Linked DNA regions of Mus musculus: region 2 is linked to region 1. Evidence: chromatin loops called from intact Hi-C (ENCODE). Cell type or tissue: left cerebral cortex. All regions are shown on one strand.

Region 1 (8,000 bases):
TCTAAAGAAACCAGGAGCAAGTTTGAGCAGAAGAAGGCTGTGTATGACAAGTTATAGACAATATTATTCTAGTTGTTTAGAAGCCTGAAAACATTTTTCACTAATTAGGAACAAGACAAGAATGTCCATTCTATCTACTTCTACTCAATACAGTGCTTGAAGTCTTAGCTAGTGCAATAAAGCAAGAGGAAGAAAGAATAAGGATACAAACAGGAAAGGAAGACATCAAATTATCCCTCTTTGTAGATGACATGATCCTATACTCATCAGATCCTGATTCTTTTACCATAAAACTATTATATCTTACAAATTCTTTAACTTAAGTAGCAGGACACAAAATTCACACAGTAAAATCAGTTAAGTTTTTCTAAATAGCAGTAATCGAATTGCCAGGAAAGAAATAGGGGAAAATCTTATTCACAAAATCCCTTCTCTAAATTGATTTCATTACCTGCAGGGCTTTTCCAGCATTGCAGCTACAGGCCACCTCACACTCACCTCTGTGTGCCTGCTGTAGTTAACAAGTGTCCTTTCCTATATTGTATTTGGATTTAAGCATCCTTTCAGCTAAGCCTACATTTCAACGTCTGCTCTGGATTCTGTAAGTGTAATCATCTTCTAATGTACAGAAAATTTGACTCCTGCCTGTCTTCAGAACATATACCCTCTGCTCAGGTCTCCAGATAAATAATGGGTTTGGATCTAAGGTTGCCAAAGCAACAGGATGTCCATTAACCAGACTGGAAGGATCCTGAGTCATTGCTCTCAAGGATAGTGCTCCCTAGACTTGAAGTATAAATAAAATAGATCCCTGACAGTCTGAAATGGTTTAGATAATAGTTCCTTCATGAGACAGATGGATTGAAATTCAATACATTCCCACATAGCCATCATTTGCTGAAATGCTCCAAATATCTTCATGTCAGTCTTATAGCAAGTCTGGGAGCTATAATCTTCAATTACATTCCTTTCTCCTTTGCTTCCTTTCTGCCCAGGCCTTCAGTACAAGTAAGTTGGAAAGAAGATACATTTCCTCCCTCCAGTCAGCTGTCTGCTGTTTGCAACTGATACTATGCACAGCAGTACAGCATCTGTGTTTCAGCAAAACGATGTGTGAAAACAGTTTTCAAAAGGCTCTCTCTCTAGATAAAAAGAAAACCAAAAATATGTTCGGTTACGACTTTGTAAAACCGATTGAATTTGGCTGTGAATGAGAATCTAATTGTTACCCAGTTCTGGTGGAGCCTTCCCTAACCATTATCTTCATCATAGAGGTAAGTCAGCTGTAGCAGAATACAATTCTTGTGGAAATCATTAAAAGAAATGATAACAGCTGGGCAGTGGTGGCGCACGCCTTTAATCCCAGCACTTGGGAGGCAGATTTCTGAGTTCCAGGCCAGCCTGGTCTACAGAGTGAGTTCCAGGACAGCCAGGGCTATACAGAGAAACCCTGTCTCAAAAACAAAACAAAAAAGAAATGATAACGAGCAAGTTGTTTAATGATTTACATTTCTTCTTTTAAAATTATGTGTGTGTGTTTTATAATGTACTGTGCATATATGTGTGTGCATGTCTGCGTGTGTGTGCGTGTGTATTTTATGATGTACTGTGCATATATGTGTGTGCATGTCTGTGTGTGTGTGTGTGGTGTGTATGATGTGTGTGTGTGTGCATATGTCTTTATGTGTATGAATGTGGTATATGTGGATGTATGATGTGTGTGTGTGTGTGTGTGTGTGGTGTGTATGATGTGTATGTGTGTGGTGTTTATGATGTGTGTGTGCATATGTGTGTATATGTGGTACATGTATGTGTATGAATGTGGTATGTGTGTGTGTATATGTGTGTATGATGTGTGTACATATCTGTGTGTTATGTTGTGTTTATGTGTGGGCACAGCTGTCATGAAGTCCCTGTAGAGGAGACCCGTGAAGTCCATTCTTTCTTCCCATCTTTATGAGCTATGGTGTTGAACTCAGCCAGGATTTCACGGACAGTACTTTTTCTGGCTTTGCAATCACACTCGCCGTACTTTTCTTATTCTTTGTATTTATTTTTATTTTATGTGTATGAGTGTTTGCCTAGATGTATGCATTGCATCATGTGGGTAACTGAAGATATAGACATCTGTGAGTCAACTGAACCCAGGTCTTCTCAAGAGCAGTAAGTACTCTTAACCACTAGGCTTAACCACCAGCCTTCCTACATTCCTTCTTGATAGCTCCTTAGAAGAAACACAAGCTGGCATGCATTGTCAGCAAAGGGAGCAGGGGTCACTTTACTGCACTGTTGCAGCTAGTTCTCTAGTTTTGAACATTAGTGACAGGTTATTTTCCTGTTTTTCATTTATAATCTAAGAAAATCTGCTTTTTCACCTAGGCTTGTTTCCATGGGATGAGCACAAGCATATTTCACAAGGCTGAATTTGAGGGCAGAGAGACCCACACAAGTTAGAGAGTCCAGACTTAGGCTATGTTTATTGACACAGATATATTCCTCAGTCAATAGTAGGAACAAATATGGTGCTTTTGTAAACTCGATAACATTCATTGTCAGCATCTCTCTTGTTTCTGTGTGATTTGAATGATCAGTATTTCTTTGATGGGTTGACTGGAATTTTTTCATGATTTTTCATTTCTTTTTGCTAAGCAATTGTCAGAGGAAAGAATCTATTCTAGTTGTTCAGATAAGATAACTCGAAGTTAATAAGGTATAAATACACAAAGATGCAAGACTAATAGTCCTCAAAGCACAGCTCCAATCAATATCTTCTCTAATCATGTTTGTGACTCTAGACTTAATGAAGCTCTGCGTTTTATCCCTGGACTTTACAGGTCTGAAGTCACTGACCTTTGCTTAATTTCTGTAGCTCTTCTTCTTTAAGTGCTTATTAATTCTGGGCTCATAAAGATTGCCTGAGACGCTTTGAGAGAGGAAAAATACGCTAGGGACAACCACATGCTAACTGAACATGAATCCAGAAGTGAAACTCAGGCCTTAATTTGTTTGTTTGTTTGTTTGTTTGTTTGTTTGTTTTGCTTTTGTGGGAGTGAGTTCCTAACTCCGAGTACGAATAAATGTACCATTGGAAGGGTGCAGCTCTTAAAAGCCTTTGATGCACCCCAGCTCAGAAAGTACGATCTTCTAGGTCTAGGCACGAAGAAAGCCTGCAGGAAGAATGACAATTCATTCATCTGTTAGGACATTTTGAAGTTGACACACACTCTAAGTGACACACAGTCCAACGTTCAGCCAGAGTTGCAAACTCACTCTCTGTAAACAGTAGATTCAGAGCAGCCGGGAGGTAGGGAGGTTGGAAACGCCAGAATCCATGGTGTTGGAAGAAGGCTCATGGCCAGGACGACTGGCGCAAGGCAAGTTATCTCCCTACATTTTGTCTGTGTTGTGCCGGGCTTGCCTCTCCCTCCCTACACCTGATAGTGCCAAGTGTGCAAGCAGTGGAACTATAAGCTAAGCACCACCCTGGTGATCGTTTTGCCGATTCGTAAACACTAAGCTTTAAAGATTTAGCAATTTGCTACACCACAAGATAAAAAAGCAACTAAGGCAGATGGCCAGACCCAGTGCCTTAATCCAAAACTGAACTAGCTATCCCTTCCAGGACAGAATCCAGAAACCAGGTTGGGCGTGGGGAGGAGTGAGGGGGGCACAGAGTTCTGTTTCCATCAAGGATGGAGTAGGCAAAACTCGATTCCTTCTTCCCACTCATGGTTTTCCCTCAGTGCTTCTGACCCCCCCACCCCCCCACCCCACCCCCCTCTGATGCTCAGGACAAAGCTTGATCTGCTCTGTCATGTAAAGTGCGGTGTGGTGGGCAGGGTCCAGAAGGTTACCTCTGGCAAGTGACTAAGGGCTTGTCAAGGCCAGGGAATGCTCACTGGCAAGGGGAGTTACAGTGTTGCTAAGTCGGATCCCCAGTGAGGTGCAGTCAGCCACGGGAAGGGGGCGGCGAGAGCTAGCGTGCTGAAGCCTAGAGGCGGGAGAGGGAGGAGAGTCCGCGCAGAGCAGAGGGAGGCGCGCGCTCAGAGCGAACACCCACTTGCATCCGACCCTGGTGGCGCGGCGCGGGGAGGCAGCAGCTGAGACAGCACCAGGTCAGAGCCTTTGCATCCCGCCCAGTCTGCCCGCCAGCGCCAGGACCGCTGAGGATGGAGGATTCCCGGGAGACTTCGCCTTCCTCCAACAACTCCTCGGAAGAGCTCAGCTCTACCCTGCAACTGTCCAAGGGCATGTCCATCTTCCTCGACGTAAGTATAGCTGAAGTAGTTAGGTGGGCGCATTAGGCATCACCTCTGTGAGAGGGGAGGGGTCAGGAGCAGCGGTTGGCTGCTGGCATTGCTATCAGACCTCCACTCAAACTATCTCCTATCTGCTGTTCCCCAGAGGACCCTAGGCAAATAAATGCAAGAGAAAGGACTGCCACCCAACTTGTAAAGAGCTGTCCCAGACCTGCAGCTTTGATTATAAGCTTTAAGGAGCCCCCAAAGTTCGACTTCCCAGAACCTAGGGCTTCTGCCCGGAATGGAGAGTCTCCCATTGAGCAGTGTAGGACTTGATTCCGGTCTCATCCCTGCTGCCCAATTTACTGGCAGGCACTCTCTCTCCCTTGTGCTGGGAGCGCTGACGGAAGCCTTAGACATTGTGATGCCCCTCCAGCTACTCCCAGCTACCTTCAAAAACAATTTCTTTGAACGTATTCGTTTTCTTATTTTACAACAGAAGCCAAGGTCTCTTTTATCATAATGATTTTTTTTTCTCTTTTGGTGCCCGCTGCCTTCCCTATTATTCTCCCCACCACCACCACCTGCCCTGCCTAAGTTGTAATTACTATCATTAACCTTCTCTTCTAGCTTTTGATGGTTTTCCCTATGGTCCCATTCCTTGCTTGGGAATTGACTTCCTTGCTTCGCATCTCTAGCCTGACCATTCTTTCCGTGCTATTTTGTCTCCTTATGCTGTAATCTCTCTCCCCCCCCCCCTCTTTCTCTCTCAGTTTTAGATTTAATTTGCTCCTAGATTCCGCTTCGCTTTGTCCCTAATGTTTGTTTCTCACCCGGCTGCCTTGTTTTGTTTCCTGGCTTTCCTGTTCCTGGGTTGCTTGCCTTCTGGGTTCTGGCTCTTCTAGCTGCTGTTCACATGTAAAATTCACTCTGTTCCCCCAGGTAGTGTCTGGCTTGCTCAGTGGGGACAGTTCTAGCCGCTCCTTTTTTAGCATGATGGAAAATGGGCAAAGCATGCAAAGGAGCCTCGTTTGTCCCTGCCCCTCCCCTTCTCTAAGCCATCACTCCTTATTAAAGTCCAAGCATGAAGGAGGTGGGCCAGAGGCTAAATACACTTGAGTATGAAAAATGAAAATGTGAGGACATCAACTATCATAATGGCCAGTCAGGGATTTTGAAGATAATGGGGGAGGGGCAAGGAGTCTTTGATTTGTCGTGAAGGAATTATCTAGACTTTTTAAAAAATTGGCTGAGAAATTTATATCAATAATTAAAACTTGTGTAAGACTTAATCGAAGCTTCAACCCCACCTCCAGGCAGCCTTCTCCCCACATCACCATGCAGTGCCAACACAGGATTCAGGCTTTGGGGGCCAACCATTTTCTCCCCATGAAAACATGATTTCCACTTTTTACTGCAACACATTGTTGTAGGTTTTTTTTTTTTCTTTTAAATCTCTGCAATGGTTCAGTCTATGCTCTAATTATTTCTTCATGCCCTGCCTCCAGGAACTAGGTTGGGTCATTGTAAAGACAGGGCTGCACACATGAGTGTGCAATCCCCAGGATCAGGAGGGAATCAGGACCTTGCTCATCCAGACTATTATGAGGAAGAAAACCAATCTGCCAAGAAGTTAGTCCTGAGGTCAAGTGGGACCTCTGTCCTTTTGTGCCTAATCTGTGCTCTGCCCTCTGAGGACACTGAGCACTACCCGTGCTTTTATCTTATTGCCTCTAACAAATCCTGGAGATTCTCTGCTGAGGAATGTATAGAGACTATGAAAGAGCAAAGAAAGCCACCCGACAGACTTACCATTCTAAGCTCACGTGTTCAACAGCAGGTTATTAAAAGCAAAATTTTAAATCTCATCTTATTATGTAGGTGCAGTTGTTCCCAAGTTCTTTTAATGTAAGTTCCCTGTCCTGATGGAGCTTTCATCTATAAACAGGGCTGGCTCCCTTACCTTCTTAAGTCTAGTTCCAGAATTGGAAAATACAAAAACAAAAAAACCCAGAAAAACAAAAACCAAAAAACCTGATTCCACAAGAGAGGCGTTAACATGCCTGTTTTTCTTTGAAACATAGCTTTAAAAAAAGATTAACTGCAGTTGGGTTCTTTTTTCTTGGATAGAAAATATGTTGTTTACACATTCCTGAGTTATTTTGTGAAAAAATGTAACACTCTGGTGAATTGTGTGACATGAAAAAAGGGTTGGTTATTTAGAGACCTCTGAATTATTCATTTCTGGATCCTGTCGGTTTTAGCAACAACACAATGTGAAACATAAATACATCATTTGATTTGATTAGATTTAGTATATTCTAGTAGCACTGCTAAGAATGATTGCTTTTTGAAATCTACTCAGATCAACACAAGGAACGGGTGGTATATTCTTCCTCTTCTAGATCTGAAATGATAAGAGACCACTGGGGACTCCTGCTCCTCACAGGCTAATTTCCAATTTGGGGGAAGAACTGACTCTCCCAATAGGAATAAGAATAGTCTCATTTATACCGATGTGTCACTGAGACAGTAAGTCTTTAGACTTCTTAGGGAATCTACATAAACCCCATTTGTGGATGCTGTTGGGGACATGACTAGGTCCAGCAAGCTGCCTAGAAACTAGAGGTAAATGGTTGACTTAACATGAAAATCAGATTCTGTAGAATCATTGTCTTTCATTTCATTCTCTTATTTATATTCGGCAGGTGCCATGTTTTCATTATGGGGTGACAGTCTAAATATCAAAGAAAAAAAAAGACACATGAAATGTACATTTGAATCTCTATGGTATGTCCATGTCCATATTCACAAATTCATAAGTAAAATAGCTGTAGCTAAATTCACAAAGGAACCACATAAGCAGAGTCTATATTGTCTTCTCCTGAAAAGCCACAATTATATATCAGCTTATTATAACTAATTATGAATACCTACTAAGGGTGAGGAGAAGACCTTTCCCGAGTGCTGGCTACCCGTGCATGCTGGCACACTACTGCTGGGCATATTTATACAAGGCACACCTGCCAGGCATGGGACAGGGCCAGAATGGCCTCCAGTACACACAGCAACACAAAATGATCAGAAGGCTGACAATTGGATTCCCTTTTCACTACCCAGGTTCCCTCATTTCAGACGATGGAGAAGAAAGTCACATTTAAAGCATGAGTCCTTGGAGTAGTCAGGTTCTCTTCTGATTAAACTAGTCTGCTACTTCACAGTGTGTGTGTGTCGGGGGGGGGGGGGGGAGAAGATCAATTCTGCTCCTGACGTAAGAGAAATTCCAAAAGAAATGGGTTGCATCTCTATTCATTCAGTGACACTGTCCTCTTCCAATAGATTTCCTTTGGCTCCTCTTGTGTTCACTGCTGCACATCTGACCCAGGATCTTGTGCATGCTAAGTGGATGTTCCACCTCTAAACCACCCGTCCTACCTCTCATTACTTTTAATGGAAAAGGAACAGGACCGTCTCCATTTTGCTGACAAGGGAGGGTTAAAGCAAGAGTGTCAGAAAAGAAAGTGATGACTTTACAATTTGACATCCTTTTTTCTCTATCGATGTATGGAAGCCCATGCAAAGCACTTGGCCTGGAAGGTCAGAACTTAGTCAAAATGAGTAATAGCTTCTCCTTCTAAAAGGTGCTTGGTTCTGAGGCTTGGCACACATTACTTGTGTGTGAGATGGCATGGACAGAGTATTGTCAGAGCACAAAGGGCTTTTCGACATCATAAGTCTATGCCCAATTTCTGCTATTGC
Region 2 (8,000 bases), 190 kb after region 1:
CCAGCCCCTCCCCCACTGCCAGCCTTTCACCCTTGGCAAAAGTGGGAGGTTTGATGGGGGTGGGGGGAGGTTCCAGAGCATTCTTCAGTATGAGGTTTTAGCTAGAGCAATAAGACAATTAAAGGAGATCAAGGGGATACAAATTGGAGAAGAAGAACTCAAAAGTATCACTAGTTGCAGATAATATGATAGCGTATACACAAGTGACCCCAAAACTTCCACCAGAGAAAAATTATCAAGCTGATAAACACCTTCTGTAAAGTGGCCGGACACAAAATTAACTCAGAAAAACCAGTAGCCTTCCTTTATATAGGCATTTTCAAATCCTCCTGTTAAATTCTGCGGAGCCATCCAGCCATCTAGGTTATGACATTTGCAGAGTTTAGCAGGATATTTTGTTTGATCCTTGAACCAGCGTTGATTTAATCATTTGGCACACCGAGGGAAATAAAATGGAAATAAACTGTGAATGAGGAAGGTTTCAAATAGATCGAAATTTCCCCCTTCTGCACACAGCAACCAGCACTCGTTGAAAATCATCTTTGTAGAGAAGGCTTTCACTCATGGGGGTCTGGCTTTGATTGCCCTGTGGACTAATGATCATTTCTGCCATTGTGGAAATAGAAGGGCTCTCCAAAATTATGCTCTCAGACCATGATTATTTCACAGAAGCAGCGGCAGCATTTATTTTCTCTCTTCACTTCATAGCTTCCTCTCAGCTGTTATGTAAAGAGTAATAGAACATGCTAAACTGCATCTGTAGTTTCTTGATATGACTGGTCCCGTAAATCAGTATGTGCATCATTTTCCACAAACAATGGTAGAATTCCTGCCATGGGAACTCTACAGTGCCCCTCCAAGGCATATCCTGTCGAATGCTAGCTCTTTGTCTAGACACGGAATCCCATATACACGGTCATCTGTCCATAATCCAGCAGTATGTGTTGCTTCTTAACATGCCTCAGACCTGGCCAGGCTGCTCCTTAAATATCCACTCAGCTGCTCTCTCATGCTGTCAGACATCCACAGCACAGGCCCAAACTCACCTGTTTTCAGAAAACTTCCACAACATATACCCCTTCCTGTGAAATTATTTCAACTGCATTCCCTAATGGTCTTTAAACATTAGCAGATGTGTGTTTGTGTGATGTACAACTGTCTTCATAGAAACACATGTATTATGTCTGTGTTCTGCTCTTCTTCCTGGTGGTTAATTAATTTTTTATTTATGGTGAAACCTACTTATCAGGTCTTGGGAAAAAAGCTAGAAGGAAACGGGAATTAAAGCCAGGGATACACAGCCTTGTGTCTTGGGCAATCTCACTGACTGCAAACCTCAACTTTCATCATCAAGAACCTCATGAAGGCAGACATGCTCACACCGGCCTGTGGTCCCAGCTCCTTGAGACAGGAAGATAACGCAATGAGGCATTGCCGAAGTGACAGAATGAGTTCAAGTCCAACCTGGGCAATTTTAGTGAGACTTTCTCTCAAACACAGAAAGAATTATGAATGTACTACAGAGGTAGAACTTGACTAGCATGTATTAGCCTTTGGATTCAATCCTTAGTACACACACACACACACACACACACACACACACACACACACGTCTCATGAAATGTTTATATGTAACGTTTATGTGTGAACTACCCAACAGTATCTTCCATCCACTGAGGAATGAAATGTGAGCTGCAGTCACCAATGCCTTCTTCCTGGCTGCTCTCCCATCTCTGCAGTATGAGCATCACTAACTCCTCACAACTTCCCAGTGTGGCCTCTGTAACAGACACTAGGAAAGGCTGCACTTCCTTGATTGCTATTCTACTTTGTGTCAGGGTCATAAAAGCACAAATAAAAGCATTTTACTCTTGGAAGAATTAGAGATTTGCCAAGGCAGGGGTGTATGTAGTTTTTCAAAGCCTACTCATTTAAAAATAAAACTGCTTCAAAAATACAGAAAGGCACCTATGCAATTGAAGAAGGTTGAACTCAGTAAATGCTTTTTGAACTGACAAAGATAGAAAGAAGAAAAGTCTATGCCAAATTCCCATGCTGGTTAGATGTTTTATATTCATTAAAAAGGTACAAAAGTTTTCAAGATTCTGAAACACTATTTTCAAATGCTGTGGAACCTGGGTGCAAATAGCCCCAGAAGAGAAGGAACCTGCTGTGGGTGGGTCAGAGAGTTAGAAAATCTGTGATGCTTGGTGCAAACCATGCGGAATCAGGAAGAACTGTCCCTGCTGTGCATGGAGGCGAGGAGAGGAGAGAATCCATTTCCTGAAGGATAGACGTGCAGCCTTGCCTTTTCCTTCAAACACCGCTGTGTTTCTTAGTGGACTTCATGCACTTCATGCAGATTCTGCAGCTAATTTCGTTTGCAGGGGTCGTCAGGATGTATACAGATGTAATGAGTGTCAGAAAACGACCACACGGGTGGAACACCTGTGGAAGAGACATTGCCCATTTAATTCAGTTTTTTCAGATGTATAAGTGAATCAGTTATGTTCTCTATGTGTTGTTGAATCATCAAATGCCACTAATGTCAGCCATTGGGATCCTGTGTACCCTCCACAGCTGCCTAGTGCTGAGTCGGTGAAGCGCTATGAATTAGCAAGGATTCATCTCCCATAGTGCTTAGCCAAGCCTCACCACACAAGACGAAGAGTGCTGCCATGGGGTGAAGCCTTAGAAGATTAGCAATTTTGCATCAATTTTCTTATTTAGTTTTCACGGGAATCATTACAGGCATATATTGCACCCAGCTTAGACAAAAAAAAAAAAAAAAACAGGGCTCTGGTGCATTAAAAAACTTGCTCAAGATTCACTCAAAACTGCGTGTTTAATCTTTCTCATCTGTACTTAAAAATAGTTGAATTATCTTTGTGACTAACTGGGGGTTGAGTACAAACACAAGATCCTTCAAGTTCCAGTAATATCAGTAATAATCTTGTTAGACTCAGGCAACTGAATTAGAACTTGTTCTGAGTATTCACCAAGAAAGTAGAAGTCCGAGGACAGACAGAGGCTGGGCCAATTGGGTCTTTAAAGACTGGTGAGGGCTAACAAGGTGGCTCAGGGTGTGAAGGTGCTTGCCATCAAGCCCAATGGCCTGAGTTCAATGAGATCTATGTGATGAAAGAAGAGAACTGACTTCCACAGCTTATCTCTGACTTCCGCACACCCATCCTGTATGCACGCTGGTACACACACACACACACACACACACACACACACACACACACACACTTGGAGAAAAACTCAGGCAGATCATTCATGTGAGTTGCTATATAATGATATATCATTATATGCTGCGCACTTTCTGTGCAATTACAAATGTTCAGCAGATTTTGTAAGAGAGCAGCAGTGGGATAAATGGATAGACAATGTGCTCTTAGAATAGTCCTCAACACGAGACAGGAAATAGCTCCTGCCTTCAAATGCTTCTTATGATCAAACATTGGAAACAGAATCCCTACTCATTAAGGTAGTGGGCAAATCAAATCATATTCTTGTCCTAAAATTCGCTAGTTTTTGTTTTTGTTTTTGTTTTTGTTTTGTTTTTTTCCCATTGGAGCTAAGTGATCTCTGAGGCTCTCAGCTGCAAAATTCCTTTGGATGTGGTCATATTTCCAATGCCAGGGGCCTAGGAACCATGTCTGGATTACATGCCAAGACTCGATCTTGAGATACCCTTAAGAACTAATGGGGTGCACTGAAGTATTATTAATCACTAATCTGTAAGGATAAGATAAACTATGGTAACTAAACCCAGACCTCTGTTTGTAGAAATGTGGGGTGCCTCTCCTGTTACTTCTTTTTCCCACTAGTTTGGCCCTGTGGGTTAAGCAGGGCAGGCACTCAGAGAAGAAAGAAAGCCAAGAGTAAGAGGGCCTCCTCTCCATTCCTCATACAACCATTTCACAGAGGGGTAAACTGAGATTGAGTAACGGGTTAAAGGTGGCACACTTGATGAGAGGTAGTTCTGTTAAGACATTCTTTACCCCATCACCCTATAATATCCTTCCTACCTAATCCTCAGTCTTTCACAAGCTTGGGTATTGTGCTAATGTGAATTTCACTGGGAGGGCAAGGCTGAGAATCAAACACCTGCTACACTAGTGCTCTACCAATGACATATGTCTTCAGTGCTTGCTTATTTGAGGGATACCACACCAGCTAGCCAAGGCTAGACTCCAACTTAAGATCCTCCTGCATCTGTCTTTCAAATGCTGGAATTACTAAGTTTATAGGCCTTTCTGTGCTAGTCCAGAAAATGTAATATTTTTATAGCACAATTACTGGGCTTTTAATATAATGAGTAATATCAATAATTAGTTTGCAAGAGGCAATTAATGATGACCTGAAATATTAGGGTGGATGTTTTAATCTTTATCCTAAAAAAGTAGAGTTGAAATTTGCCCGATATACTATTAGGTTCTATTTGAGCATTAGGGACACCTTCAAGACACTGAATAAGCTATCAGTTCTCGTCCCAGATAAACATATATAAGCACAGTAGTTTTCAGGCCACTGCAGAGGCTTATGGGAAAAGTCACAAAGCTTACCGTGAACTCCTGGGGTCAGAAAATTACAAACTCTCTGATGTACTAAACTATTACCATATAGCAAACACTTATTCAGAAAAATCTTAAGTTGAACTGGCAACATTAGCACATCATACCCAAGGGACCAAATTATATTTTAAAAAAAAAACAGTATTACAAGAATAAGGGAAAGAAAATATCTTTTAAGCATACTCCACACTGCCATGAGCAGGATCTTTTAAAACTAAAATAGATTTCAATTCCGTTCGTGAAGTTACTGCCACCTGGTGGTCACAAATAGGTAAATCCTAAATCTGCATTAATTTCATCGGTAGAGTCTTAAATATACTTTGAAACATTAGACTAAGAAAGATGTCATTGAGTTTTACATGCATCTCAGGTCTGTTTCTTCTTACACAAGCTCATGACCCTCATGGCCACGTCCCTCTGTCGCGCTGTTCTGATGTTGATGTGGATCGTCCTCATCTGTGTTCTTGCTTGTTTAACTTTTCTCTAGGCTTTATATGACAGCTGCCCTCTATTACACTCTACACGGCCATGAGCAGGACAGTTTTAAAAACGAAGAATTTTTAGTAAATTTTGGCATGAGAGATGTTTAGTAACATTTTCAAATGGGGGACTGTAAAGATGCTCAGTGGATCACTAGCTGCTCTTCTAGAGGACTCTGGTGAATATTTGAAATATTCACGTGGTGGCTCACAACTCTTACCCTCATTTCAGGGAAATATGATATCCTTTTCTGACCTCCATGGGCACCAGGAATGAAAATGGTGCACAGATATATATAAAACACAAAATACACAACTAGGAACTTTGAATAAGTGTTCAAAGATATTAATCTAAAACTGTATGCCAAAATAGATACCCTGAGCTATTCAGTTCTTGATAAAGCCGTTTACTATTCTTCCTGGCTCAGGCCACTTTGTTTCTTATACATATAGGTAACATTGTTGTATACTACATATACAGATGAGAAATTTTGGTTGTGTGAGTGTAGTGTGTCATGGGTATGTGTGTCAGCGAATGTGTGGGCACACATGTACACCCTGGAGGCCTGAGGCTGTTGGAAGTCTTCCTTGGTTGGTCTCCACATTCTTCATTGAGGCAAACTTAGACAGCTTGCCATGAAGATCTTTCGAGTTGGTATTTCTACTTTGCCCCGAGTCATCTCCCCTACGCCTCTGTCTGCTTCTGTAACTTCCAAGGCCCAATCATGCCTTTCTATTGCAGTATCTCTATACAGAAGCTCTCAAACGAATCTCGCTACATGATTTATGAGTTCTGGGAGAACAGCAGTGTGTGGAACCGGTAAGTTCCGAGGAAAAAATTACTTGTTTTCTGTTGGGGGTGGTGGCAATGTACACGATGAAGCGTTTAGACTGTTGGAAAAGATTTATTTGGTGCTAGAGATGAACCAAGGACTTAAGCGTGCTGAGTAAGCACTCCATCACTGTTACATCCCAGAAGCCCTGTAAGTTTATGCTCTGAAATGAAGTCCATTCAGTTGCCCAGGACGATCTTGCACTTACTCTATAACCCAGTCATGTCTTGAATTTGAAATGCTTTAGCCAGAATTCCAGACCTGCACCACCAGGTCTGAGGTGTTTACTTCATCTTAAAACTTGCCTTCCTTGTTACAATAAATCCTACAGTTGTCAGAATTTATTTCATACTGATCCCACCTTAAGTATTTGCATTTTACTGATGCTCTTGGTGAAACAGAATTCAACAAGTGTGGTGGTTTGAATAAATGCCCACCCCATAGACTTATGGTTTGAATGCTTGGATCATAGGAGTGGCACTATTAGCGGATGTGGTGCTGGAGAAAGTGTGTCACTGTGGGGGCAGGTTTTGAGGTCTCATATGCTCAAGCTACATCCAGTGTGACAGAAAGGCTCCTGCTGCCTGTGGGTCAAAATGTAGAACTCTCAGCTCCTTCTACAGTACCATGTCTGTCTGCATGCCACCATGTTAATAATGAACAAAACCTCAGAACTGCAAGCCAGCCCCATTTAAAAGTTTTCCGTTATAAGAGTTGCCATGATCATGGTGTCTGTTCACAGCAATAGAAGCCTTAACACACGAGGGCCGTGGGTGTTAAGGAGGATAAGTGATTGGGCATCATGCTTCATGAACTATATCATTTTGCTCTGTGAATATCATTCTGCTTCATTTAAACTATACACAGTGGTCAATATGTTTTTAATGTCCTTAAAACATTACCAAAAAAATACAAAAAGGAATAAAAGACATTGGAAAAAGTTACAAACCAACTTTGAGAGGAAAAATGTAAAAAAAAAATTTTTTTTTTATAAAGTGTGGAAAATCATGCTATGTTTTAAAAAAATAAAATAAAAAGGTGGCAGAAAGCACATGGGTGCATAGAGCGTGCTCCAGGGTAGTGACAGGAGCTAACATAGTTCAAACTGAGGGCAGGGGGTAGTTTATAGTGTTTTGTACTTAGTGATTGTTTCATGATCTCCCACACTTTAATCAATGGTGTTTTCTTTCCTGTTCCTTTCTTGACAATTTGGAGAGAGGAAGAAATATGTTACTGTCTTTTGTCCTTAATGACTATGTTTCTAGCTACAATAAACCTAATATTGGTAGCTGTTGGTCATCACAATTTATTTAAGTGTAACTCAACTCCTATACTTAAAAGTATTCCAGTGCTGTACTATGTCACAATCTAGTAAATTTACTAACAAATATGCAATTTTAAATATGACATGAAGGAACTTTTTATTCTATTACATAAACAGTTCCTGGTGATTTTAGGTAGCACAGAAAATATAACTCTCACTATCAGTGTTTGGAAGTGCTAAATATAGTAATAAAGGTAAGAGAAGTCTGGGAAGTTCAACTGATTTGTATTTCATCTTACATTGTTTTTTGTGGCTTCAAGGGGCAGTCCAGGGACGCAGCAGAGTGCTTGCCTGGTGAGAAATAATTGGCACTCACTGTGTAGTAATGAAGACACAGTCAGTACCAACTATAGCACTTCAGGCAGGGACCCTGACAGCAACTCCAAGCATTCTGGCCTTGTTAAAGATAGTTTAAATCCCACCTCATTCTCCAATCATGGAAAATTTACAGTTCCTGTTCTTTACATATGAACATATCAAGTTGCTTTTCATTTGTCCATTTCTCCTGGGATTTAGCCTACCTCCCAATGTAGCATGTCTAATATGCTTATCCTAAATGCCTTTCATTTAAATTTTGTGACAATTACTACTCTGTAGATTCTACTAAAGTTAAATAAGCATCAAGAGCAGACTATATCTGGGCATTTAGTTCAAACCACTCCAAATCTTGACATCAGGTTGGATTTGATCTCTGCTGTACTCTACCTAGGAAGGTTTAAATACGTGCAGCTTTAACCTGCAATCATTTTGCAGCCACCTCCAGACGAATTACAGCAAGACGTTC

Evidence for each region. Hi-C counts contacts between places; a loop is a spot of excess contacts. Peaks named below come from ENCODE experiments on the same cell type or tissue, not always from the same donor. Only the 100,000 strongest peaks of a DNase experiment are listed, where the experiment ranks them.
Region 2: a loop joins it to region 1, with 2.2 times the contacts of the local background. A loop is called at or near these places in 1 of 42 quality-filtered maps.

Annotation. Positions count from the first base shown.
Region 1 is chr4:15,145,086-15,153,085 of GRCm38, reverse strand. It overlaps Necab1 (N-terminal EF-hand calcium binding protein 1), which reads left to right and starts at 3,955. Exons shown (of 13, transcript NM_178617.4): 1 at 3,955-4,268. The coding sequence starts at 4,170. In left cerebral cortex, CTCF peaks have their summits at 2,242 and 4,043; DNase peaks (open chromatin) are centred at 6,050, 6,461, 6,721, 7,250 and 5 more places; H3K4me3 peaks cover 3,226 bases; H3K27ac peaks cover 2,242 bases.
Region 2 is chr4:14,957,887-14,965,886 of GRCm38, reverse strand. It overlaps Necab1 (N-terminal EF-hand calcium binding protein 1), which reads left to right. Exons shown (of 13, transcript NM_178617.4): 11 at 5,802-5,879; 12 at 7,970-8,000. Among named protein-coding and RNA genes, the nearest start is that of Gm11837, 31 kb to the right of the region's middle. In left cerebral cortex, a CTCF peak has its summit at 4,835 (motif pointing left); DNase peaks (open chromatin) are centred at 2,251 and 4,832.